6 separate regions of the Homo sapiens genome follow, and regions 2, 3, 4, 5 and 6 are each linked to region 1. A link is a contact called in ENCODE Hi-C or POLR2A ChIA-PET data. All regions are on one chromosome and are shown on one strand. The core of a region is the stretch at or near the end of the contact, and the rest is flanking DNA. Distances in the headings are between cores, read along the strand shown. Region 1 holds the start of LIMD1 (LIM domain containing 1). Region 2 has its middle 21 kb from the start of CDCP1. Region 3 overlaps CDCP1 (CUB domain containing protein 1). Region 4 has its middle 68 kb from the start of XCR1. Region 5 holds the start of CDCP1 (CUB domain containing protein 1). Region 6 holds the start of TMEM158 (transmembrane protein 158).

What was found. Hi-C counts contacts between places; a loop is a spot of excess contacts on that map. ChIA-PET counts read pairs that join two places held with the same protein, here RNA polymerase II (POLR2A). Pooled maps may share reads with other maps.
Region 2: a loop to region 1 is called in a pooled map, with 6 times the contacts of the local background. The contact joins the enhancer-like site here to the promoter of LIMD1 in region 1. A Hi-C loop is called at or near these places in 5 of 50 pooled maps. POLR2A ChIA-PET finds 5 or more read pairs at or near these places in 3 of 52 experiments (A549, Panc1 and activated naive CD4-positive, alpha-beta T cell).
Region 3: a pooled map shows a loop between it and region 1 (3-fold over the local background). The contact joins the enhancer-like site here to the promoter of LIMD1 in region 1. A Hi-C loop is called at or near these places in 1 of 168 maps with a recorded cell type or tissue (aorta) and 1 of 50 pooled maps. POLR2A ChIA-PET finds 5 or more read pairs at or near these places in 2 of 52 experiments (K562 and WTC11).
Region 4: a loop to region 1 is called in a map with no recorded cell type, with 6 times the contacts of the local background. The contact joins the enhancer-like site here to the promoter of LIMD1 in region 1. A Hi-C loop is called at or near these places in 15 of 37 single-sample maps with no recorded cell type and 4 of 50 pooled maps.
Region 5: a pooled map shows a loop between it and region 1 (2.5-fold over the local background). The contact joins the promoter of CDCP1 here to the promoter of LIMD1 in region 1. A Hi-C loop is called at or near these places in 1 of 168 maps with a recorded cell type or tissue (aorta) and 1 of 50 pooled maps. POLR2A ChIA-PET finds 5 or more read pairs at or near these places in 2 of 52 experiments (K562 and WTC11).
Region 6: a map of endothelial cell of umbilical vein shows a loop between it and region 1 (14-fold over the local background). The contact joins the promoter of TMEM158 here to the promoter of LIMD1 in region 1. A Hi-C loop is called at or near these places in 3 of 168 maps with a recorded cell type or tissue (PC-3, endothelial cell of umbilical vein and prostate gland) and 16 of 50 pooled maps. POLR2A ChIA-PET finds 5 or more read pairs at or near these places in 1 of 52 experiments (Panc1).

What each region holds. Positions count from the first base shown.
Region 1 is chr3:45,592,608-45,596,199 of GRCh38, forward strand. LIMD1 (LIM domain containing 1) reads left to right here and starts at 2,144. Exons shown (of 8, transcript NM_014240.3): 1 at 2,144-3,592. The coding sequence starts at 2,273. RefSeq lists silencers at 1,151-1,620, 1,631-1,760 and an enhancer at 1,851-2,020.
Region 2 is chr3:45,165,456-45,169,359 of GRCh38, forward strand. No RefSeq gene overlaps it. Among named protein-coding and RNA genes, the nearest start is that of CDCP1, 21 kb to the left of the region's middle. RefSeq lists enhancers at 758-1,721, 1,722-2,685 and a silencer at 2,246-2,365. Within about 2 kb of position 1,741, at least 24 of the 41 ENCODE cell types and tissues checked have a DNase peak (open chromatin) inside an H3K27ac peak, as active enhancers do; they include Panc1, where a contact is called at or near this core.
Region 3 is chr3:45,120,825-45,124,740 of GRCh38, forward strand. All of the region lies in intron 1 of CDCP1 (CUB domain containing protein 1), which reads right to left. Among named protein-coding and RNA genes, the nearest start is that of CDCP1, 24 kb to the right of the region's middle. RefSeq lists enhancers at 3,153-3,654, 3,655-3,916. Within about 2 kb of position 2,372, at least 10 of the 41 ENCODE cell types and tissues checked have a DNase peak (open chromatin) inside an H3K27ac peak, as active enhancers do.
Region 4 is chr3:46,093,620-46,097,764 of GRCh38, forward strand. No RefSeq gene overlaps it. Among named protein-coding and RNA genes, the nearest start is that of XCR1, 68 kb to the left of the region's middle. RefSeq lists an enhancer at 4,021-4,130. Within about 2 kb of position 2,337, at least 4 of the 41 ENCODE cell types and tissues checked have a DNase peak (open chromatin) inside an H3K27ac peak, as active enhancers do.
Region 5 is chr3:45,144,297-45,148,204 of GRCh38, forward strand. CDCP1 (CUB domain containing protein 1) reads right to left here and starts at 2,082. Exons shown (of 9, transcript NM_022842.5): 1 at 1,910-2,082. The coding sequence starts at 1,991.
Region 6 is chr3:45,223,922-45,227,677 of GRCh38, forward strand. TMEM158 (transmembrane protein 158) reads right to left here and starts at 2,366. Exons shown (of 1, transcript NM_015444.3): 1 at 545-2,366. The coding sequence starts at 2,106. The coding sequence ends at 1,204. RefSeq lists silencers at 2,193-2,262, 2,273-2,612.

The DNA of each region.
Region 1 (3,592 bases), core at 894-3,393:
AAATACAGATGAAGTTTCGCTGGCTTGCCTCCTCTCACCTCCTGCTGTGCCACTCAGTTCCTAACAGGCCACAGACCAGTACTGGTCAGTAGCCCAGGGGTTGGGGACCCCTGGTTTACAGAATATAAAGCACATTCATATATATTATCTTATTTGTTCTCTGTCACAACTCTGGCAGATAGGGGTTCACTAATTCACTTATTCGACCATTAGGTACTACTATTAATATATACCAGGCACTTGGCATACAGATATGGTCAAATGGAGTGGGAAACCTACCACCCAACCAAACAAAAAAAAACGCATGTTAACCAACAAATAAATAATTATAAATAGTTATCAGAACTGAGCAGGAAGTAAAGAGGGTGCTGAAAAAGAACAACAGGAACCACTCTGAGGAGGCCTCTAAGAGGAGGTGACTTCAGCAGGGATGGGAAAGATGAGCCACTCAGTTTAGGGGCAAGCTCTGGGCAGACACCAGGAAGCTCCTGCAGCTAGAGTGCAGGGAGGGAGGGAAGATCCCTAGATCTGGCCCAGAAGGCTGCGGCAAGGGGCCGATTTCAATTTAATTCTGGGGTAAGCACTGAGGATTTAGGTAGAGAAGTGTCTGTTCTAGTATTTGCCTTAGGATCACGATGGCTGTAGTGTGGGAAATGAAACCTCTCCAGGATCGCCTGGGAACTGGTATAGGGAGTCCCGGGCCATGCGGGGGCGCCAAGGAGTCAGGCCTGGTGTCCCTGCAGCCGCGCGGATCCACTTGCAGATGGGTCCCTCTACGAATAACGAGCCTACTAGGGCACGTGCTTTTACTGCTGCACTGAGGACGTGAAATGCGCGCAGGCACAACGAGACTTTCTTCTTTTTCGCTCTTTCAGAGGGCCCGGGCTCCCATCTACGCTTTGCTGGTTACGTTGGCATGTTGGGCATTTCCCCCTCTCTGCCTCAGTCTCCCGACCTGTCAAAGAGGACGGTGGGCCAGCCATGGGTGACACGCCCGTGCGCCTCTCCAATAGTGCACCTCGGGCAAGCCGGGCGGCGGGCACAGCCTGGACGGTGCCGGCCTCGAGAGGCACAAAGGGCTGGCTTTCCACCGGGGAAACTGAGGCAGTGGAGCGAGGAGCGGCGTCCTCGAAAGTCCTCGCAAACTCCCAGCGCCTGTGTTGGGCCCATGCAGGCTACCCAGGCCGCCCGTCTCCGAGCGGAGGACCCCGCCCAGCGCTGCCAGGGGCGGGGCCGGGCTGAGGACCCGAGGCTGGAAGGGAGGTCGGAGCACCCAATTCGGTCCAGGACTCGCAGGGGGCGGCAGTGGCGGCGGCGAAGTCCCGTGCAGTCCCAGTGCTAGAGCGTGGGACGGACTTGTGGGGCACCCCTCGGTGTTCTCCAGCCAGGCCTGGGGGCAGGAGGCCCAGCCACGCTGCCGGGTGCAGGCCTGCCCCTGGGCGCCCGCCCGCGCGCCGTCCCCGCCCCTCGGCCGCCCCCTCCGCCCCGGCGCGGGCTCGGGACGTGCAGAGCCGGCGAGCGAGCAGCAGGGACTGCGCCTGGCGCACTCACTTCCGCGTCCCGCCGCCCTCCGGCCCGCGCGCGCCGATCCGCCGCCGCCATCGGACAATGGGCCGCCAGCCCCAGCTGCCGTGAACTTCCTGCCGCTGCTCGGCCGCCCGTGCGTCCCGGACGGCGTTCCTGCCAGGCGCCGGCCGGGATCGCAGCTCCGGGGAAGCAGCGGAGGACCCAGCGCCTGGAACGTACCTGCGCCTCAGCCGCCGCGCGTTTGCTCCGGCCCGACTCGCGGCCTCGGCGCCCTCCCGGCCGATTCAGCTTCACCCGGCCCAGTCGGCTGCTGCCTTGCTGTGAGTTTCCGTGTTTGGTTGCCTAAGGAGGATGTGATTTTACTTTTTTGCTGTTTTCTTTTTCCTTTTATAATTTGAAGAGGAGAAAAGAACTCCGCTGAGCAGGCCCGGGACGGCGAAGTGCCACCAGCTACCCCAACAAGGACGTCTCCAGGGGAAAGGGAGTTGGAAGCAAACTTGGTCCAGCTGGCGTTGAGGTCTCAACTTCGGCTGGACTCTTAAATCCTGGGGTCATGCCCTTCACGCTAGGCAGGTGGAAGTCTTTACTTGTACTGGGCCGGACTTGAGCCCCGACCCTTCGCCAGCATCTCCCCGCTGCCCTCAACACACACACACACACACACACACACACACACACACACACACACACACACACACACACACACACACGGCACCTGGGCTAGGCCCGGACACCTGTCTGCAGCATGGATAAGTATGACGACCTGGGCCTGGAGGCCAGTAAATTCATCGAGGACCTGAACATGTATGAGGCCTCTAAGGATGGGCTCTTCCGAGTGGACAAGGGTGCAGGCAACAACCCCGAGTTTGAGGAAACTCGCAGGGTGTTCGCCACCAAGATGGCCAAAATCCACCTCCAGCAGCAGCAGCAGCAGCTCCTGCAGGAGGAGACTCTGCCCAGGGGGAGTAGAGGCCCTGTCAATGGAGGGGGCCGCCTGGGCCCACAGGCCCGTTGGGAAGTTGTGGGCAGCAAGCTGACTGTGGATGGTGCTGCCAAGCCTCCTCTTGCTGCCTCGACAGGGGCACCTGGGGCAGTCACCACCCTCGCTGCTGGGCAGCCCCCGTACCCACCGCAGGAGCAGAGATCCAGGCCATACCTGCATGGCACGAGGCATGGCAGCCAGGACTGTGGTTCCAGGGAGAGCCTGGCGACTTCTGAGATGTCTGCTTTCCACCAGCCAGGCCCCTGTGAGGATCCTTCCTGCCTCACTCATGGAGACTATTATGACAACCTCTCCTTGGCAAGCCCAAAGTGGGGTGACAAACCAGGAGTGTCCCCCAGCATCGGCCTGAGTGTAGGGAGTGGGTGGCCTAGCTCCCCGGGGAGTGACCCACCACTGCCCAAACCCTGCGGGGACCATCCCCTAAATCACCGACAGCTCTCCCTGAGCTCCAGCAGGTCTTCTGAGGGTAGCCTCGGTGGTCAGAATAGTGGCATTGGTGGCCGCAGCAGCGAGAAGCCAACAGGCCTTTGGTCCACTGCCTCCTCCCAGCGGGTGAGCCCTGGCCTGCCTTCCCCAAACTTGGAGAACGGAGCACCAGCTGTGGGGCCTGTTCAGCCCAGGACCCCTTCTGTGTCAGCACCCTTGGCCCTGAGCTGCCCCAGGCAAGGAGGTCTTCCAAGATCAAACTCGGGGCTGGGGGGTGAGGTTTCAGGTGTGATGTCCAAACCCAATGTGGACCCCCAACCCTGGTTCCAGGATGGGCCCAAATCTTACCTTTCCAGTTCTGCCCCGTCATCCTCGCCAGCTGGTCTGGACGGTTCACAGCAGGGTGCGGTCCCTGGGCTGGGGCCGAAGCCTGGCTGCACAGACCTTGGCACTGGTCCCAAGCTCAGCCCCACCAGTCTTGTCCATCCAGTGATGTCCACCCTGCCTGAGTTATCTTGTAAAGAGGGTCCCCTGGGCTGGTCTTCTGATGGTAGCCTGGGATCTGTGCTCCTGGACAGCCCCAGCTCCCCTAGGGTAAGGCTGCCCTGCCAGCCCCTCGTCCCAGGTCCTGAGCTG
Region 2 (3,904 bases), core at 491-2,990, 430 kb before region 1:
CATGCCTGGCTAAGTTTTGTATTTTTAGTATGGGGGGGTTTCACCAGGTTGGCCAGGCTGGTCTCTAACTCCTGACCTCAGGTGATCCACCCGCCTCAGCCTCCCAAATTGCTGGGAATACAGGCACGAGCCACCGCGCCCGGCCTAACACAATATTTTTATCTCTGTTTCCTGTATCCTGAGTCACTTTTCAGGAACAAAAAAAGACTTGCAGACACTGACTAGCTCAGTCCCTAACGGTGGCAGGAAGCAGTAGGTAGGTGATCAGAAGAGAAATTTCCCATAGCAAATCAGGGTCTGTGGTCAGGCCAGCCTTGGCTTGCTACTCAGTTTTACTGACCCCAGTCGGAAGATGGGAAGGAGGAAGCAAGGAAGGGAGTGCCCTGCAGGCAGCCCAGCCTTTTGAGTGGGCAATAATATGGCTTGGAATTGTTTCCCCACCAAAATCTCATGTCAAATTGTAATTCCCAGTGTTGGAGGAGGGGCCTGGTGGGAGGTGATTGGATCACTGGGGCGGTTTCTAATGGTTTAGCACCATCCCCCTAGCGCTGCCTTGTGCTAGCGTTATCTGGGGATCTGGTTGTTTAAAAGTGTGTAGCACTTTCTTTTTTTCTCTTTCTCCTGCCAGCCATGTAAAATGTGCTTGCTTCCCCTTCACCTTCCACCATGATTGTAAGTTTCCTGAGGCCTCCCCACAAGAAGAAGCCTGTACAGCCTGCAGAACCATGAGCTAATTAAACCTCTTTTCTTTATAAATTACCCAGTCTCAGGTATGTCTTTATAGCAGTATGAGAACAGACTAATACAGGGAACTAGTGTCAAGTTGCTGGCAGAAGATTCTGAAGCGGTAGAGTTGAAGCCTCAGGAGCCTGGCTGGCCTTCAGGGTCCCTGCTTCCTCCTGTCATGTGTGTCATCCTTGGGCAGTGCTTTCTGTCCACTCCATGTTCTCCTCGTGGTTCTTACCTCCTCTCCTTGTTATCCAGGACATCTGCTTTATATGCATTTTCTCCATGTGTTCTGTCCAGTTTAATGGCTCTGTAGTAAAAAGATTAATCCTGACATAAGTAAGAGACATCTGGAAACAACTGACCCTGTTAATTCTTCTCTTCTCTCCTAGGGCCTCAGGGTTCTCAGTGGCTCTGCTCCAAGGCCTCACTGGGGAGCGGGAGAGGCCCATTTCAGTGGGTGAGCAGATGGGGGCTCCTGGGCTGAGGCCTTCCCAGAGGCTGGGCGGTGGCCAGCCATGATCATGGGCCAAGGTCACTTGTTACTGTACTGGAAGAACAGGGCTAGGACTGGAGGTCAGGCCAACCCAGGGTCTCAAGACCCATTCCAGGCAGGACCAGTCCCCAGCAAAAGGCTGCCAGGCTGCAGCAGCCCTTGATTTTCTGAGCTGCTCAGGGTAAGGACATCCTGAGAAGGAGGCTGCCTTTAGAGAATAGGACCATTAAAAGCTCATCCTAAATGAAGCACCACCAAAACTCCTCAAGATTGTCATGGTTGTTCAAAAGATGGCCAAAGTTTCTTTCTTTTTCTCACTCTGTTCCCTCTCTAGCTGCACCCCTTGTCTCCCTTCTCTCCCTCTCCTTCCTTCTCTCTCCTAATTGCATTTCTCAGTGTGCCTGCATCTGACTGCCTGTCTGCCATTGGAATGGGCACAGGTGTTGGGGGAGGATGTCTCCACCACAGGTCAGCCTGGGTACCAAGGAAGTGTTTGGGGAACTGGCTTCACTCCTTCCACCCAAGCCTATGTCACTTTTCAACCGACCAATGCAGTGAACAGAACTCTGAGTCACGCAGGAAATACAGTAATTTTCTGAGGAACAATAAGCATCCATTCTGCAGTTGCCAGTGGTGACTATATAGCCCTTCACTGCCATTGAGCTCTTTATTTTGGGGGGACCGGGGGTGGTATGTGCATATCTGGCTCTCTATTTTATTTTTATACAAACGATAGCATATACTGTTTGTCTTGCCCTCAGGTTTGGTTTCTGTTGCCGCTGTTGTTTTCTTTTCCAACATCATAAGCCTCTTCCTTATCTTTCCATGTCTGCACACAGGAAGCGGCATCACTTGTTTTTCATGTCCTGCGCATCGAGGCACACTTTCTGCTCCTCTTTGTGCCGCCAGCCGGCCCAGGCCCACAGATGGTAGGACTTGTGCCCCAGGCTGCTGTGTGAGTCAGAGTCAGGCAGGAAGCAAATGGCAACTTCACCGCGGTGACTGAGGAATGCTTAACGAAGGCGCCGCCCTTGACAACGGTGTGGGTTGGTAAAAGGAAACAGCCGGGAGCCCTGCAGCGCCGGTGCCGCCACCGTTTAGTCTGACTGTGCATTTGACTAAGTCACAAGAGGCCAGGCCTGTGACTTGTCCGAGGGAAAAACCACCAGAAAACCAGGTGTCTGGGCTCCCAATCAGTAATCTTCATTGGGTTTGCTTTGATTGTAAACGAACAAAAAAAAAGCTTAGTTATTTAAATTCCATTCATGAATCTAGGAAGGAGCTTAGAAATTAGCCTTTTCCACAATCAAGACCAATTAGTCAACTCTTCTATTGTAAGTTTTCATCATTTTTCTGTTTACCCAACTTACAAACTGCTTTTTAAGTCAGAACTTGAAGATTTATTCCTGGCAAATGTTTTTAAGAGCAAAAATTTGGAATCAGTGTAAGTGTCCCCAAATAGGATAATGGGAAAGTAAATGAGGATACATCTACTCAGTGGAAAATATCTTAAACTGTTTGAAGTTTGCAATAAAGTGGAAAATGCTTAGCTGTTATGTTCAAGAAAAATTATGAAGTCTAATTTATTTAGAGTGCCATGATAATTATGCTAATTCATATAGGCACTGAAACAAAAAAAAAAACCCTAAAACTTACATGAAGAAAAATAGACTGGAGAGGAAGACACCAACATGTTACTGATAATGATTATCATTTTATGGGTGAAATGAGATTGATTTTTATTCACTTCTCTCAACGTTTCCAAATTTTCTCCAGTGGTCATCTAATACTTCCAGAACAACAACAGCATTAACTACAAGATCACAGTTCAAAGAAACAAGTCGCTGAGATAATTTGACAAGTGGTCTATATCCAGAGCCATTAATATACCCACAACTTCTGACCCAGTCATTTCTCTTAGGAATCTGTCCTGAGGAAGTAGTTCAGCTTTCAGAAAAAGCCCTAGGCAGGGAGATGTTTACTGCAGGGAAAAACTGGAAACCACGTAGATGCCAAACACTGTAAAAATAGTTAAAGAAAACGAGGTTCAGCCACTTGACACCACTACGTATTCATTAGGAAAGAAAATGATGACAAAAAGCATGCACTGTGACACCAAAGACAAAACTCAGCATTCACAATTGAATGTGCAGTATGATAAGAGGGTTTGTTTATTTTTATTTATTTTTATTTTTTATTTTTTTGAGATGGAGCCTTGCTCTGTCACCCAAGCTGGAGTGCAGTGGCGCCATGTAGGCTCACTGCAACCTCTGCCTCCTGGGTTCAAGTAATTCTCCTGTCTCAGCCTCCCGAGTAGCTGGGATTAGAGGGGTAAGCCACCATGTCTGGTTTTTGTATTTTTAGTAGAGATGGGGTTTTGCCATGTTGGCCAGGCTGGTCTCGAACTCCTGACCTCAGGTGATCTGCCTGCCTCGGCCTCCCAAAGTGCTGGGATTACAGGTGTGAGCCACCGTGCCCGGCTATAACAGGATTTTAAAAACGCTATAGGTGTTGAAAAAAAAATCCTCAAAGAAGACGAGATGAATGGTTATTGATGGCGGGGCAGGGTGATGAGATTGTGTGTAGTTTCTTTTCTTGATTCAGCATTTTCTGTAATGGACTTGTCTTGCATTTATAACTGTAAAACGTAATGAGTAATGGAACAATTACTTGGTTCCAAAG
Region 3 (3,916 bases), core at 1,122-3,621, 470 kb before region 1:
TGGCTCCTTGTTGTCATTCCGGTCTCAGCACAAAGGTCACATTTTCAGAGTGGCCTTCCCTGACCAGCCCACCTAAAGTGCTCCCCTCCCCCCACCACTTCAGTCCTCCTGAACCCTGCGCTTGATGTCCGTGAGCTCCTACAGGAGGCAGCAGGAACTTGCCCGTATTTTTTAGTGGTAGCCCCACGACCAAGGCAGTGCCTGATCCCCACGAGGAGACAAAACGTTTTAAGCCCCAAAACAACTCCATATAAAACTATTAGTCCCTGTGTGCTTGTCTTCACCGCATTTAATTTCTCATAGACATACTACCATTCCCATATTTTACTTTCGGCTAATAAATCCTGGCAAGAACAAGGGACTATGCATCTTTTAATTAATAGCTTGAGAGAGAATATATTCTCAGGGGCAGAAGTTTTATTTGCTCAAATGCTTGGTCTTCAAGCAGTGTGGCCATTTAGAATCTTCTGAGGCTGAGGAGTTCCTCAAGATGTCAGATTAAAAATGAATCCAGATCTATGTTCAGAAACCCAGTTGCCAGGTTTATATCTGAGCTGTATATTACAACTCTTGTGTTCTTTTTCTGTAATCATGAAAACGTCTAACTGTGTTATTTGTAAAAAAAATTCTTGGAGCCCTCAGTCTCTCCAAGTTGGGCTAATTCACCAGCAAGTGAAGCTGAGTCCAATCTGAGGCTACAGCCCATCTAGCTATGTTACCAATTTCTTTCTTATTCCCATTTCCCCTTCTGTCAGCTTTTTTATCCTTTATTTAAAAATTCCTGCCCCTATGATCATTATTTTAAATCAGTGCTAGACGCTAAGCAGAGCTGCATTGCCTAAGGCTAGAGATGGGGAGAGGGAATGGAGTACCAGGGGGCAAAGCAGACCGTGCAGGGTGAGGGGACTGTTTTGTATCTTGACGATAGCAGTGATTACACCTTGTATACAAATGCCAAAATTCATCAAACTGTACACTTAAAATTGATGATGTTTATTTTATGTAAGCTATACCTTAATAAAAAGAAAAAGTGTTCAAAAGATCATGTTTTCACACAAAGTAGGCATGTAATAAATTAATAAAAGAATAATCATTACCACAGTTAAAATATGGTTTAATAATATTTTGGGGGAAGCCTAGGTATATGTAATATTTTAAATCTCTTTAACTTAGATTCAGAGAAGACCAAAGCTGATCTCACCAAAATCTCTCCACTCAGTTCTTCTCTGTTGTTTGGCCAGGTTAGTACCCAAAATAATTCTGGGTATATGGCAAGGTATTCTTTTATAATGACAGTCAAAGAAAAATGTATAATCTGTATTTTTTTTTTTTTTTTTGAGACGGAATCTCACTCTGTTGCCCAGGCTGGAGTGCGGTGGCGCAACCTCGGCTCACTGCAACCTCCGCCTCCTGGGCTCAAGCTATTCTCCTGCCTCAGCCTCCCGAGTAGCTGGGACTAAAGGCATGTGCCACCACGCTCAGCTAATTTTTGTATTTTTAGTAGAGCTGGGGTTTCACCATGTTGGCCAAGCTGGTCTTGAACTCCTGACCTCAGGTGATCCACCCACCTCAGCCTCCCAAAGTGCTGGGATTACAGGCGTGAGCCATTGTGCCCAGCCAGAAAAATGTATAATCTCTTTTAGAAATTTTTTTTTGAGACAGAGTTTCCCTCTGTTGCCCAGGCCGGAGTGCAATGGCGTGATCTTGGCAACCTCTGCCTTTGGGACTCAAGTGATTCTCGTGCCTCAGTCTCCCGAGTAGCTGGGACTACAGGTGTGCCACCACGCCTGGCTAATTTTTGTATTTTGTAGTAAAGAGGGGGTTTCACCATGTTGGCTGGGCTGGTCTTGAACTCCTGGCCTCAAGTGATTTGCCCACCTCGGCCTCCCAAAGTGCTGGGATTACAGGTGTGAGCCACTGCACCTGGCCTAGAAATTCATTTTTTAAAGAATTTTGGAAATGATGTATTCATTCGACAAACATTTTCTGGGTTCATAATCTATTCTAGGGACACACTTGGTGCAAATGACTTAATGATAAAAACAGCCAGAGTCCCTGCCCTTAGGGAATTAATAGCCTAGACTAAGGGCCTACAAATGGTCTGTGATAAAGTTCTAAGCCCTAGTAGGTATAACAAGGGCTCTGGGAATCTGTACTGGTCTATGCTGAGACGTAGGGATTTTTTTTTTTTTGGTCCATGGTGAGAAGTAGGGATTCGCTTTTACTTTTTTTTCCATATGGAGAGCCCATTGTTCCAACTCTAAGCGTTGAATATACCAGTCCTTCCTTCATGAATTACTAATGCTACTTCTGTTGTTTCTATTTTTTATTTATGGTCTTTCACACAAACTCATTTTGCAATCAAGGAAGATGAAACCTTACGAGGGTTAAATGACTCACTCCTGGTAGATGTTTAACGTCTTAATATGTTTCTTTGCCCTGGCTGAGATGATCAACCCAGCACGTTCTACTGTCCAGCTGTAGTTTGTAACTATTCTTTGGTATACCAGACCAGAGAATTTGGGCTTGAGTAATCCCCCACCTGGTGTCCAGCTCATAGTTCAGAGGAAACAACTAAGCTAAAGACACATGATAGGCAAAGCTGAATTTAGCTACCTTTCCAACAGGAGGAGATGACTTATATTATAGGCTCTTTTCTAGGGTCACAGCCAAGGACACATCACTCACATGGCTGTCATTTTTAATGATCCCCCTCATCCTAACTGATAAATAAGTTAGCTAGAAGGGGTGAACAGGAGCAAGAAGATAATGATTCAACACCTTGTACATACTTGAAATGTGGACTCTCTCCTGACCCCCACCAATTCTGCCACTCTGGAGGCATTTATTTCGCTGCAATAAAAACAGTGGTAAAATCCCCACTGCTTAAGTAGAGTAACTTGTCAGCTCATTTGATCACAAATGCTTGGATCACATCTCTTTCTTTTGCCTCCCCAGGAATTTGGTATTTCATTGGTCTAATATTTCAGAAAATCATTACCCAGGTTCAGAGAAACTTAGAAATGCTCCAGATTCTGGTGTGACTTTGAGGCTTTATGGGCTGAAAGGCATCCAAGCTTTCACTAGAGCAGTGCATGGGCTCCTGGGCTTAGGGCATTTGGAAAAGCTTACAAGGCACAGGCTTGGGCTCCTGAGTCACACACAGCTCTTTTCTTCAGCTCTCCTGCCTCCTGACCTCTCCTTATTAGGACACCTTTGTGAGCATCTGCCTCACCAGCTCCTTCCTGGGCAGGCAGGGTTGGGGGAAGAATTTCCATTTGTTTTAATCATCATTCATGATTCACCATTCATTAATCACCATATCACACATCCCTGTTATTTCTTCTCCCTGCCATCCTATTTCTTTGCAATTCTCGATTCTAGTAAGGGAAACTAATGTAGGGGAGGGAATTCCAGGTGATAAACACCGGAAGTCATTTTTCTCCCAGATCTGTCAAATACAGTTTAAAAGACTGGCAAAATAACTGGCAACCCGTCTAAAATTTGTAGACGAATTGGAACAAGTTGCCTCAATTCTGGGTGTGGTTGCCTGTGGGACTCGGCTCTCATTCACCTTCTCTGTCCAAGGAAGATGGACTGAGCAGCTCCCAGCCAGGGCTGGGCTCAGCCTAGGCACCAGGAGATACATATTAAGATGCATGGTGCCCTGGAGGAGTGCCCAGGATGCCAAGGGAGGCAGACTCAGAAACCAAGAAGTTTGTGGCTGCTCAGTCACGGCTTGCATGTGAGTCAGGTTCCACTTATGGCCAAAATAGCCCTGTCCTCTCTTAGGAAGAGGTCACATTGCAGACCAACATTCCATTCTCAACAAGTCCAGCAGCTGGTGTTTCCTCCATCCATGGAGCAGATCCCTGCTTTTCAGACTGAGCATCAGATAAGTCGTGATATGCTTTTA
Region 4 (4,145 bases), core at 1,087-3,586, 500 kb after region 1:
GCTCATTCCCTAGTCTCTCTAGAATGGGCCCTGCCTTAGACCCAAAACCCTTTCCCCACCTATTTGGGGGCTGGCTTCCTGACTTAGTGGTTGTGACCCTGAGACATGACGGATGATAGATCTTTCTGATGAAAACTGTCTTCCCCAACCCACACACACACTGAGCTTACAAGGGCACCTTCTACTTCCCAATTTGATCTTGTACAATTGGGAGGTTCTTTTTGGTTAATAAAAGCAGCCACCATTGTAGTAGGTGTTTAGGGCCAGCTCCTCCTCACAGCCTCACTGCAGGTTACCATAAAAGCAAGTCTCAGACTGAATTCTTCCCCCCAAAACAGACATTTATTAGCAAGCAGGCTCACATCAGTCACCTCCTGAGTGTGATAAAGTCCAGCATCTCTGTTCTTTAGGAGGTTCCAACGAGATCTTGCATGAAAGAGAGGTTCAGTTAAGGCAAATATCACAACAGTCTAGTAGTAGGATTGGTGAACCATCTAGTCAGACTGAGGTTGGCCCGCATTCTCCTGAACCAGAAGCTGACACAAATGTCGTGGGTGACATTCCTAAGTAGGGAGGAAGAAAGGCCCATTAGATTCGAATGGCCTGTTCATGTAAGTTTGTGGAGTTTCTTGCTGTGGAGTTTCATGCTTCACTGATGAAAACTCATGTCCATGTTCATTATATTAATGAACAAAACTGCTGGCACTAATCAGAGAAGAAGACAGCTGAAGCACTTGTGGGTGTCCGTCTGGGGTATGGCCTTCCGATTACACTCTAATTACCACCCTGGAGTTGTCTTGATTAGGGCAACTGGCTTCCTCTGGAGTGAAGATTTAAAAGGCTACACCCACACTTAGATTACATTTTCAGTGCCAATATATTTTTAAGTAAATTGCAGATATCATAGTACCAGGGTACTTCAGCCCCTATATTAACAGTAATGAACACATTTCTTTGGTTTACAACATGTTATTTCATGATTTCAGCTCCTTGCAAAGTAAGTCCCCTAAAGTATTTCTAAGCAGCCCCAGGCATCTTACAGAGACTGGCCAATAGTTCCATTTAGCACAGCCCTTGCTTCATCCCTTAACCACTTCCAGCTCCCTTTGCAATGGGCATTCATTGCTTGGCTTGCCTACAACAGCCTTCCCATTCTGGGGGAAAGCTGCTTTTTCACCAATCCAACCATCCCTGTGGTGTGAGGATGAACACACGATCTGCCTGGGCCAATCACAGTGGCCTCATCCCTTTGGCCAAAGCAATTGGCCAGGAATGGGCAAGTGGGCCCACAAAGCCAATCACGAGCCTTCTCTGGGATTTTTTTCCACCTGGAGCTGGTGAGGATGCTGATTCTCCTCCCTGCCATTGTTGGTTCAGAGCTGCCTGCAGGCATGGCTTTGACTTTGTGGGGACAGCTGGACTGAGAGAATGAGTCCAATATGCAGAGAGAATCAGAGACATAGGTTGTTATGGACTGAATGTTTGTGTCCCTCACCCCAAATTCATATGTTCAAGTCCTAACCTCCTATGTGATAGTATTTGGAAGGTGGGGACTTTGGGAGGTAATTGGGTTTAGATGAAGTCATGATGGGATTAGTGCCCTTAAAAGAAGAGGAAGAGGACACACTGAAACTCTCTCTTCAAGTGTGCACACACAAAGAATTGTCATAGGAACACATACTGAGATGCTGGCCATCTGCAAGCCAGGAAGGGGGACATCACTAGAACCAAATCCGTCTCCACCTTGATCTTGGACTTCCCAGCCTCCAGAGCTGTGAAATAGATGCCTATTGTTTAAGCCACCCTGTCTATAGTAACTTGTCATAGCAACCCAAGCTGACGAAGATGTAGGTGAAGAAAGAGGAAGTCCTGGCAATATTCAAATCTTCGAATCCAGTTGTCCTTGGGTTTAGCTGCACCTCTGTACTCTGTGTGATTTGGTTACACAGCCCACAGATTCCCTTTTTTGCTAAAGCTGGTTTGAGTTGAGTTTCTTTCTTTCTTTCTTTTTTTTTTTCTGAGACGGAGTCTCGCTCTGATGCCCAGGCTGGAGTGCAGTGGGGCTCACTGCAAGCCCTGCCTCCCTGGTTCACACTATTCTCCTGCCTCAGCCTCTGGAGTAGCTGGGACTACAGGCTCCTGCCACCACGCCTGGCTAATTTTTTGTATTTTTAGTAGAGACAGGGTTTCACCGTGTTAGCCGGGATGGTCTCCATCTCCTGACCTCGTGATCCAACCACCTCAGCCTCCCGAAGTGCTGGGATTACAGGCTTGAGCCACCGCGCCCAGCCTGAGTTGAGTTTCTGATGAATCCGTTCACTGTCAACAGTCAGTAGTTGCTTTACAGGAGCTTTCACTCCTTATTGAAGCCCTATGCCTGCTATCAAGGACCACAATCACCCACCCTGTCCTTCTGATGCTGCCCAACATGTCTGAATCCTGACCTGAGGATCATCTAGGCCAAAATGGAGACCCTAAGTGTTCCAGTGCAGTCTGCTTGTGGCCAGCTTACCTGGCAGATGTCCACTCACAGGGTTAGGAGAAGGTCCACAGTTCTGGACTTGCCGACAACTGGTTAATGCATACCACAGATCAGTTAAGGCCTATTAAGTGATTTTGGCTTTCTATTCTCAACACTGTCCCTGGTTTGGACTACAGATTATATTGCCAGCCAAGGTATCACAATGACCATATGCTTCAGGAATCATTTTTGCCTTCTGGGAAGAACTTTCCCGGGACCTGAAGCTGATCTCGTCCACTCAGTGTGGCCAGGTCCTGGGTCCTAGGTCCCCAGTTTCTCCCCATTCTTAGGCCGCCCACCATGTACCCTGTAACTGAACTGTGATCTCTGAGTGGCTTCAGGGCAGGTTGTGGGTCTGGCTGCTCTGTGCCCATTGGAGCATCCCTGCCTCACAGCTCATCTGCTGATGTATGATGCAGCTGACTCATCCCAAACTTGTGGCCTTGGCAAGTAGGACCCTCTCAATCCCTATCCGCACTTTCCACACAGAGGAAGCCAGACAGCATTGTGTATTGATGGTTTGTTTCCATCTCACTAATCAAGAGGCTGAAAGCAACAAACTCTTTTTTTTCCTCTATCTCAACTTTTATTTTAGGTTCTGAGGGTACACATGCAGATTTGTTAGATGGGTAAATTGAATGTTGCTGAGGTTTGGTGTACCAATGGTCCCATCACCAGCGATGGATATAGTCTGGAGGGCCAGACTCCAGGTTTCTTGTGGCTGAGGAATACACTCCTGTCTTGCTGAAGCCCTCCCTATGGAGTGAGCTCTGTGGACCAGCAGCTTGGGCATCGCACAGGAGCCCATTAGACATGCTGAACGTCAGGGCCAGCCCCAGGGCTTCTGAATCACGGTCTGCATTTTAACAAGATCCCCGGGTGATTTCTGTGTACAGGATGGTTTGAGAGGCACTGGTTTAAGCCACTATTTTTTTTTCCTGTTATTTGCAGCTGAACCCAATTCTTTCTTTCTTTCTTCTTCTTTTTTTCTATAGGGCTTTTAAAAAATGTTTCCTCACTGTTTTGACAATATCATGAAAAAAATTCAGTTTAGAATCTGGAACTGACCTGGATGAGATTCAGGGGCAGCTACATGGCAAGGGCGGCACAACCTCTTTGATTCCCTCCCCACGGTGGGAGCTAAGCTACTGGTAATGGAGGCGCCGACAGGCACCAAACCAGGAACTAAGTTAGTGTCTCAGGCAAGAAAGGGGAGGCGAGGCCGGAGCCACTGCGGGGACCCTCCTGGTTATAGTTAGTTGTCTCTCTCCCTCCCCACACTGGCGACATGAAGACAGGCAGGTGGGTCAGGTGTTCCAGGACAGAAAAATAACCAGCAGTCAGCCCTCAGGCTCACACCTGAGCTTCTGGTCAATCCCCTCGGCTGAACCCGCTTCTTGTGGATAGAGTAGATGATGTCCAGGTGGGGTCACTGAGAGAGTGGGGCTGGAGAAGGGATTTCTGAGCGGCTCACTCATGGGCACCCTCACCTCCCTTCCCTGCATGCAGGCCTGACTTTCTAGAAAACCCTCATTTCTAGAATGAGGGGTGTGGGAGCCTTGGCTAGAGCTGTTCTGGGGCCCAGGGTCTCAAAAAGCAAGGTTCCTGTCCCCTGTGATTGCCT
Region 5 (3,908 bases), core at 832-3,331, 450 kb before region 1:
TATCCTTTCAGGACAGTCTCCAGGAATTTCTCAAAGGCCTTTGCCACTTAGATCCTCAAGACTACAGGCAACTACTCCAACCACAAAAGCTCTCAGTTCAGCCTGATGTACCCTCAAAGGGCCAGTTCCTGAGACCATAGGGAGGAACTTAAGAAAGCGAAAGGGAAAGTTCCTAGGTTTCTACGTATTTATGTATTGAACCATGAGACAGGGCTCAGCCAGTCAAGGACTTCCTGGAAGGGACTCCATTGGAGTTACTGGACCAAAATGGCAGCCTTCCCAGATCACAGGGAGAAATGAGACCAGGAACAGAGGCTCTCATTATTAGCAATGCCTTGATTAACACCCTGTTCTGACTGGAAGAGTTCCCCACTGTTGTCACAGAAAGCCAAAAACATCTCAGATAATTCCCAGAGTTTCAATACTGTTCCAAGACTGGTAGGCACGCATTTTTCTCAGCACACATATACACATATTTTCACTTCCTTTTTATTCTTAAACTAATTCTTTTTCTTCAAAGGGAATCTTGGAAATTCAGTCCTAAGAAATTATAGTAAATATTCATCAGCCAGGCACAGTGGCTCACATCTGTAATCCCAGCACTTTGGGAGGCCCAGGTGGGAGGATCACTTGAGCTCAGGAGCTCGAGACCAGCCTGGGCAACACAGTGAAACCCTGTCTCTACTTTAATATATATAATTTATATATATATTTATAAATCCATGCCATGGTTTAAATGAAGTTTTAAATTTTCTATCTACTATGCAGCAATATGTCACCTGATGTTGGAGAATGAACCAGGAAGTATTCCTGGAGCTTATATTGATATTTTAGAAGCTCCTGTCTTGTATTTGTAAAGACGGCAGTCACCGGGACGCCCAAATTCAACCTCACTTGCGTCCTTTTATTCCTTTATCTAATTTACACCTGCCAAACACAAATCCACCCTAGATGCAGCAAGGGGAATCAAACCCACATGGCTTCCTGGAGAGCTCTATTTAAAAAACACAAAACCTGTACTAATCTCGCGAAACCTGTACTAGCCTCACATCAAGTTCTTACATGAAGAAACCAGGTTATTTACTACGTTCTAATACATCCAGGGCCCACAGGGCATTTCCTGGCTGGCACAGGTCACTGGGACGTGTTGGTCCCTTCCCCCAACCGAAACAACTCGAAATTCACACATATCCCCGGAACAACAGCCTCCTGCCCTCAAAGTCCACTGCCAAAAAGTGCGAGGGGCGCGGGAATGTCCAGTCTCTGCGGTGGCGCAGATGCCTGGCGGCTTTCTCTGGGACCCCCTAAAAGAAATCCGGGCGCTTTCATTTTTGCACCAACGCTCTTCAACTTTAGGAGAGGGGGAATGCAGCGTGCGGACGGGAAAAAGGGGATCTAGTGGGAAATGCGGACGTGAAAGCACTTTTTTTGCACCTTCTCTCTGGACCAGGCGAGGAGGTAGAGGGCGAGCCTGGAGAGGAAAGATCTCTTCCCACACCCTGCCTGGGTGCTTTCAAGAATCCCGGCAAAGACCCTGGGGCGCACGGCGCGCCACCTTGGACATGTCGCCTGGGATCGGCTACCGGGAGCTCCTTTTCCCGCCTTCTCGGCCAGCACCGGGCTCATCCTCCCGGACCGGGAGGCTCCCCGATCGGGGACACTCTCACGTGCCGAGGGCAAGGTTGACTCCAGGAGGGCAAGGCCCACGCGCCCGACGCGGCGCGCGCAGGAACCGAACAGTCCGGGGGTCCCGGAGCCACCCGCGCATTTTGACTACGCCGTCCCCGCCCTCTCTCCGCACCCTCCGCACCCTCCGCACCCTGCGTCCCTCGGCCGCATCTCCGCCGGGCGTCCGCTGGCTGGCTAGCTCACCACTCCACGCCATCCGCCTCCAAAGCCCGGCACTCACCTGCCCCGCGCGGCAGGCGCGCCGCACCCAGCAGCAGAACCCCTAGCAGTGCGATAGAGACCCCGCAGTTCAGGCCGGCCATGACTCCGGGACGCCTCGGCCTCGGTGGGGAAAACGACGGTGGGGAGCGGCGGCCCCAGGCGCCCAAGCCCGGCGCAGCTGCGCTCCGCCCTGGCTCACTCACCTGCGCGCGGGCGGACCGGCCCGAGCCCCGCCCTGCGCAGCAGGATCGCGAGCTGACCCGGTGCGTCCCTCCTCTCTCTCCTCCTCCTCTTCCTGCCTCAGCGACCGCCTCTCCCTCCCAGGGTGCAGGGCTCCCGGCACCGGGTTGCTGGGTCCCTACTACTCCCCATTGCGGCGTTGGAGCGGACTTGTCCCCACCTTTCCGGGCTTAGTCTTCCTTCCCAAGTCTGAGAATGATGAGGTCTTTTTCTCCAGAGTCGCGAAGGTCGCCCATAGAGGAAGCCAGTCTACCTTCCCTTTTCTGTCGAGGAGACAAAGGCCATTATGCGCCTCGTTTTGGAGAAGAATCCTATTTGTGGGCCACCCAAGCCCTGGATCCTCTGCTACTTGACTTGGGCCAGAGGTCTGTTGGACTTTAAAGCCGGTGGTGGTACAGCTAGTATTTGCAGGACGGTGAGCCTGCAGCCTACTCCACACACATCACCTGCAGTATTTCCAGACACGCAACGTGTCCAAGGTCCCCAGGGTAGCTAGTAAATTAGAGGCAGATGCACCACTTCGTTGAATTGTGAGTAGAGTAGTATGCATCCCTTCACTGAGCTGTGGATGGAGTAGTATGTGCCCTTCTCGAGTTGTATTATAAATGGAGTAGTGTGTGCAGTGTGAGCGTGAAGCATTCAGGTCAAACGTTGGGCTGGAAAATGAATGAAAAATGAATGGCGCTGGACTCCTTTTCCAAATCCTCCCAGCCGCAGGTGTGCCACCTGCCTGTCTTCAGAGGCCCTGTGGGTTCTCCTTCCACCCTGCCGGCCATACACCAAGTCCAGGCCACAGGCAGAGATTGCGGATGGTTCAGGAGTTCTTAGCTAGCAGACCTGGGTTCTGCCAGAATGACTCCCTGGGACTACTTGTGTTCATGGATAGCCAGAAGCTGGGCCAGAGTCACCCGGAGCAACCTGGGAGGCTTGGGACAGGAACCAAAGCATGTGCGACAGCATCAGTTTACAGTCCAGTCCCAACTTCTGCTTAATTCTTGCGGGCACTGAGCCTCTCCAGGCTGCCCCAATCCTCCTTGTGGACAGGGGTGGGAAATCATCTCCTAGGAGCGTCACCCCTTCCTTCTCGATGTCCTTAATCATGAGAATAGAGCTAGCTCTGCCCTCTGGGAGCCCACAGTCCATCGAGGGAGGCAGAACTTGGAACATGACCCTGCCCACACCCCCACCTCTGGGAGGGCCTGTATCGTGAGCTAAACGGGACCTTAGATGTAATCTTCTAGTCCACTTCTGTCCTTGTGCAGAAAAATGGGAAAACTGAGAACTAGAGGGAAGGGAGAGGATGAGAAACGAAGAGAGGCTCTTGGTTCTCCCCACTGAATCGAGGACAAATTCATCAAGAGAAAGAAATCTTGACAAAAATCTAAACAATCTTTAAAAATATTTATGCTGACCAGGAGGGTGAAAGGAGATTTGTCTTTTCTCCTGATTCTAAGCAGGCATATATATCCCAGCATCTTTTCCTAACATCCATGACACCATTGTTTCCCACATACAGTAATACCCACAACAGTACTAGAATGGCAGTGTATTGAATGCAAAATATCAGAAATATTGCTTGACAAGTTAAGCCTAAGGAACAAGTTATTTCCTTACTATTTCGTCTCTCCAAAGTTTGCTTAACTGTCTTTCTTGGGATAGTTGACACCAGCTTTCTGAAAATGGAATGAGAGTCACTAATTCCCAAATATGAAGCATTGGTGGTGGTTCCAGAAAGTAGCAGCAACGAGAAAGAAGAAAATAGGGAGGCACTTCAGCAT
Region 6 (3,756 bases), core at 1,116-3,615, 370 kb before region 1:
AACATGGAAACCAAGAGTGAGGAAAATCTTGTGATCATTAACTATTTATCCCCCAAGAGTTTATCTTTTTAAAAAATCTAAATGCCAAAATAATATCTCAGGTTTTAATACCAGCTTTTGGAATGTGCTTATCTGCTAAAGTTCATGCATATGAAAAGAAATCTACATGCCTTTTAAAGTGAGTCATTTTCGTGAAAGCCATCCAGCTCAGAGGAACTATTGATTTTACCATTTTGATGCTTGCCTGGGTGTTTTGCAGAGCTTAGAACAATGAGCAAAAAGTTAAATCATATAAAACTGTGTTTGCCACCGTGACAGGTGGGGGGTGGATGGGAACTGAGGGTCAGTGTGGTGAGATGCAAGACAATCGCCATCAGGGCAAATAATACTGTTTCCATCTATCTCTCACAGCCAGGTAAAGGAGACAGAAGTAGCCCTTCTCTAACTTTTCCGAGATTCCCTTGCTCAGGTTTTAGGGTAACGTCTTGCAATTCTGGGATTCCCTTTCCCAAATCAAATAAAGAAAAAGCTACATACACATCTCTGGAGGAAAATGTCTGTATTAAAAGCCAAAAAACCACATAAGTACAAGAAGAAACGCCCACCAGGCCACGTCACTGGATAGATCAACTTGGAAAAGGTTCATAAAGTTCATTTTCAGCGGTAACAATATATCGGTGTTAAATCCTTCCCATGCCCTCCCCCCAATTTTAAATAAATTAAAAAACCACAAATTTCAAATACAACTATGTTCAGATACAAAGAGCTTCTCTTACTACAGCAATAGCAATTTAATCTTTTTGTTTTGTATTTTTTTTACTAAAACTTTCATTTAAAACAGTTATTAAATATATAAAACAAATACACAGGATTTGGTCATTTTCTGCCATGAATCTAGGGCACGTGGGTGCGGGGAAGGAGTCGGGCAGGGGGATGCAATAGAGGGGAAAGGGCCCCATTTCCCTCCTCTCCGTCTTCGGAGCTGCGATCCCACCCTCAGTCCAAGGGCTTAAACATCTGCTTTTCGGAACTGGAAGCGCAGCACAAACCTTGCTTTTCAAAGGCGCTGGGGTCTCTCGGCGGCCCCATCTCGGGAAGAGGAACTAACGATAACTACAGCACGAAGCACACCGGCCGAGTCTCCGGCGGGAAAGGCACCCGCGCGCGCGGACACAGGACGGACACAGGGAGGAGCGGAGCGGGTCACTTGGTCGCCACCCCCGAAGTGACGGCCGCGGCGGCGGCGGCAGCGGCGGCGGCGGCGGCGGCTGCGGTGGTCCCTGCGGGCACTGCGGCGGGGGTGGCTGCGGTGGTGCTGGCGGTGGTCCGGCGCTGTTCCATGCCGTTGGGCAGGAAGCCGGCGATGATGGGCACCGGCCAGATGAGGGCGGCCACGCTCCACACCACGATGACCAGGGTCATGAAGCAGGCCACCAGCGTGGACTCAATGGGCTTACGGTTCAGCCGCCAGCCCGGCTCGCCCTGCAGCTCCTCCAGGCTGAAGTCTAGGCAGCAGAAATGCAGCGGCTCGCCCTGCAGCCACAGCGGCCCGGGCGGCTCGGCCGCGGGGTAGGCTGGCAGCGCGGTGGGCGCCCCGGCGGTGGCGGCGGCGGCGCTGGGGGCGGCGGCGGGCCGGAGGCGGCCGGTGCGGCGACCGCGCACCCAGCCGCAGCCCACGCAGAGGCGCAGGTCCTGCTGCGCGCCGCCCGCCGCCAGCCCCAGGTGCTCGATGAGCAGCGGCGGCCCGACGCGGTGGAAGGCGGCGGCGAAGAAAGCGCGGCCGTGCGCGTTGGTGGAGAAGAGCAGTAGGTCGCACTGGAAGCCCCGCGGGCGGCCCCAGCGCACGAGCAGCGAGCTCAGCATCTGCCGCTGCACGCTGATGTTGCACGGCGCCGCCGCCGCCGCCGCCTCCTCCGGGCCCGGGCGCTCGGGGGGCCCGGGGGCCGCCGAGGCCAGCAGCCGCGGGGCGATGGGCTCGTCCGCGGAGGACGCGTTGACTGAAGCATTGGAGGGCACCCCGAGGAGGCCGGGCGCGTCCGCGGCCCCGCCGCGGACGGGCGGCAGCGGGCAGGCGGCGGCCAGGAGCGCGGCGAGCAGGGGCAGCATGGCCTGCGGCGGGCGCCTACGCGCGCGAGGCCGGCGGCGGTTGCATGGCGAGCGGGCGACGGGCCGGCGAGCTCACGGTGGGACCGCGGGAGCCGGCGGCCGGGCGCAGTGCGGGCGCGCCGGGCGCCTGCCAAGCCCGCAGGGGCGGCGCGGAGGCGGTGACGGCGGCTGGCTCGGCGCGGGGATCCCTCCAGACCCGGTTGCGTTTGGGGTTCCCCGCCGCCCCCGGCGCCGGGGCCCTTGGGCTGCCGCGCTGCTCTGCGGGGCCGGGTGCTATCCCAGAGCAGGATTCCCCGGCTCGGCTCCGCCTCCCGCGTGCCCCGCCCCGCCCCGCCCTCCGCTCGCCAGGCTCGGGGACTCAGGGGAGGGCGGGGTTCCACGCGCCGGGGCTGGGAGAGGAATCGCCGGGGCGGGGCTGGGTGCGGGGGCGCGGCGGAGAGCGGATCGCCCGGGGTGCGTGCGGGCGGGCGGGGAAGCCTGCGGACGCGCCCGGGCGCCCCCGCGCTCCGGGTGAATCGCGTTCTCAGAGGGAGGCTCCAGGGCCCGGAGACCATCCTTTTGTCAGGCCTGAGGGGAGCTTCGCTGTCTCGCCTTAGTGCTACCGAACCTCCTTTGTTTTACAGAAGGGGAAACTGAGGTCGAGAGAGGGGAAAGGGCCTCGCTAGGCCAACTCATGAGCCAGAAACAAGTCCGCGCCACTAGCTCTTTCTGCCTTTTTACGGTGTCTCTTACCTCAAATCTGTAGAGTTTGGCTGCTTTTTAATGGCTCCAACACAGCAGACTCACTTGGGATTCTCCTCGCAGCAAGCGAGGAAAATTCCAAGAACTCTGTGGAGTTTCGAGTGGAGAGTGACTGGCTGGGGGGAATGTGAGCCCTGAAGCTGTGCCGCCTGGGGGTCCCGAGGACACAGGTCCTGACAGGTCGAGTGAGCGCGTGTTCATGAAACAGTTGTAGGTTAGAACCCACGTCAAAGGGGCAGTTCATCCCCTTTGGGATATTATACGGGAGGAGGGCTACCAAGAATAACGTGTCAAGAGATCAGATTTATCACATTTATATTGAAAAGCACTTTCTTAGTAGTTCGGCCCCTCACACTTGGAAACAAACTTCAACGACCCTTCATCATTCCCATCGTTCTTTAGGGGACATTTATGTTGAATTATTATCTATTTTATTTTAGTTGGAAGCCCTTGTACTCCATGAGCACCAAGTATTCCTGATTCGGAGAGGGGAGGGGTGGAGGGAGCAGAGAAAGGCCTCAACAAAACCGCCTTCCTTCTAAACCAGCTAATCCTGAGAGGTCTGCCAAGAGTCCAGCTACATTGCTAGGCATCCTGGCTGATTACTTTTCTGGAAGCTTTTGTCCATTGTTTTCTAACAATGAGTAAAATGGGACTGAGAAAGTTGCAAAAACGCCTCAAAATAAAGCTCCCCAACTTATTCCACCTCTTGCCATCTAAGCAAGCCATTATTCTGACTTAGCCTTGGTTTCCCCATCTGAGTTGGGGGGTGGGTGGTACCTCCTCACAGGGCTGCTGTGATAATACTCCCAACCCAGTGTCTATCTGTCCCCAGATGTTCCCACATGGTGGTTGCTGTGATGTGGTTACTAACAGTGCTGCCCAAGTTGGCTGCCTAGAGTGGTCCTT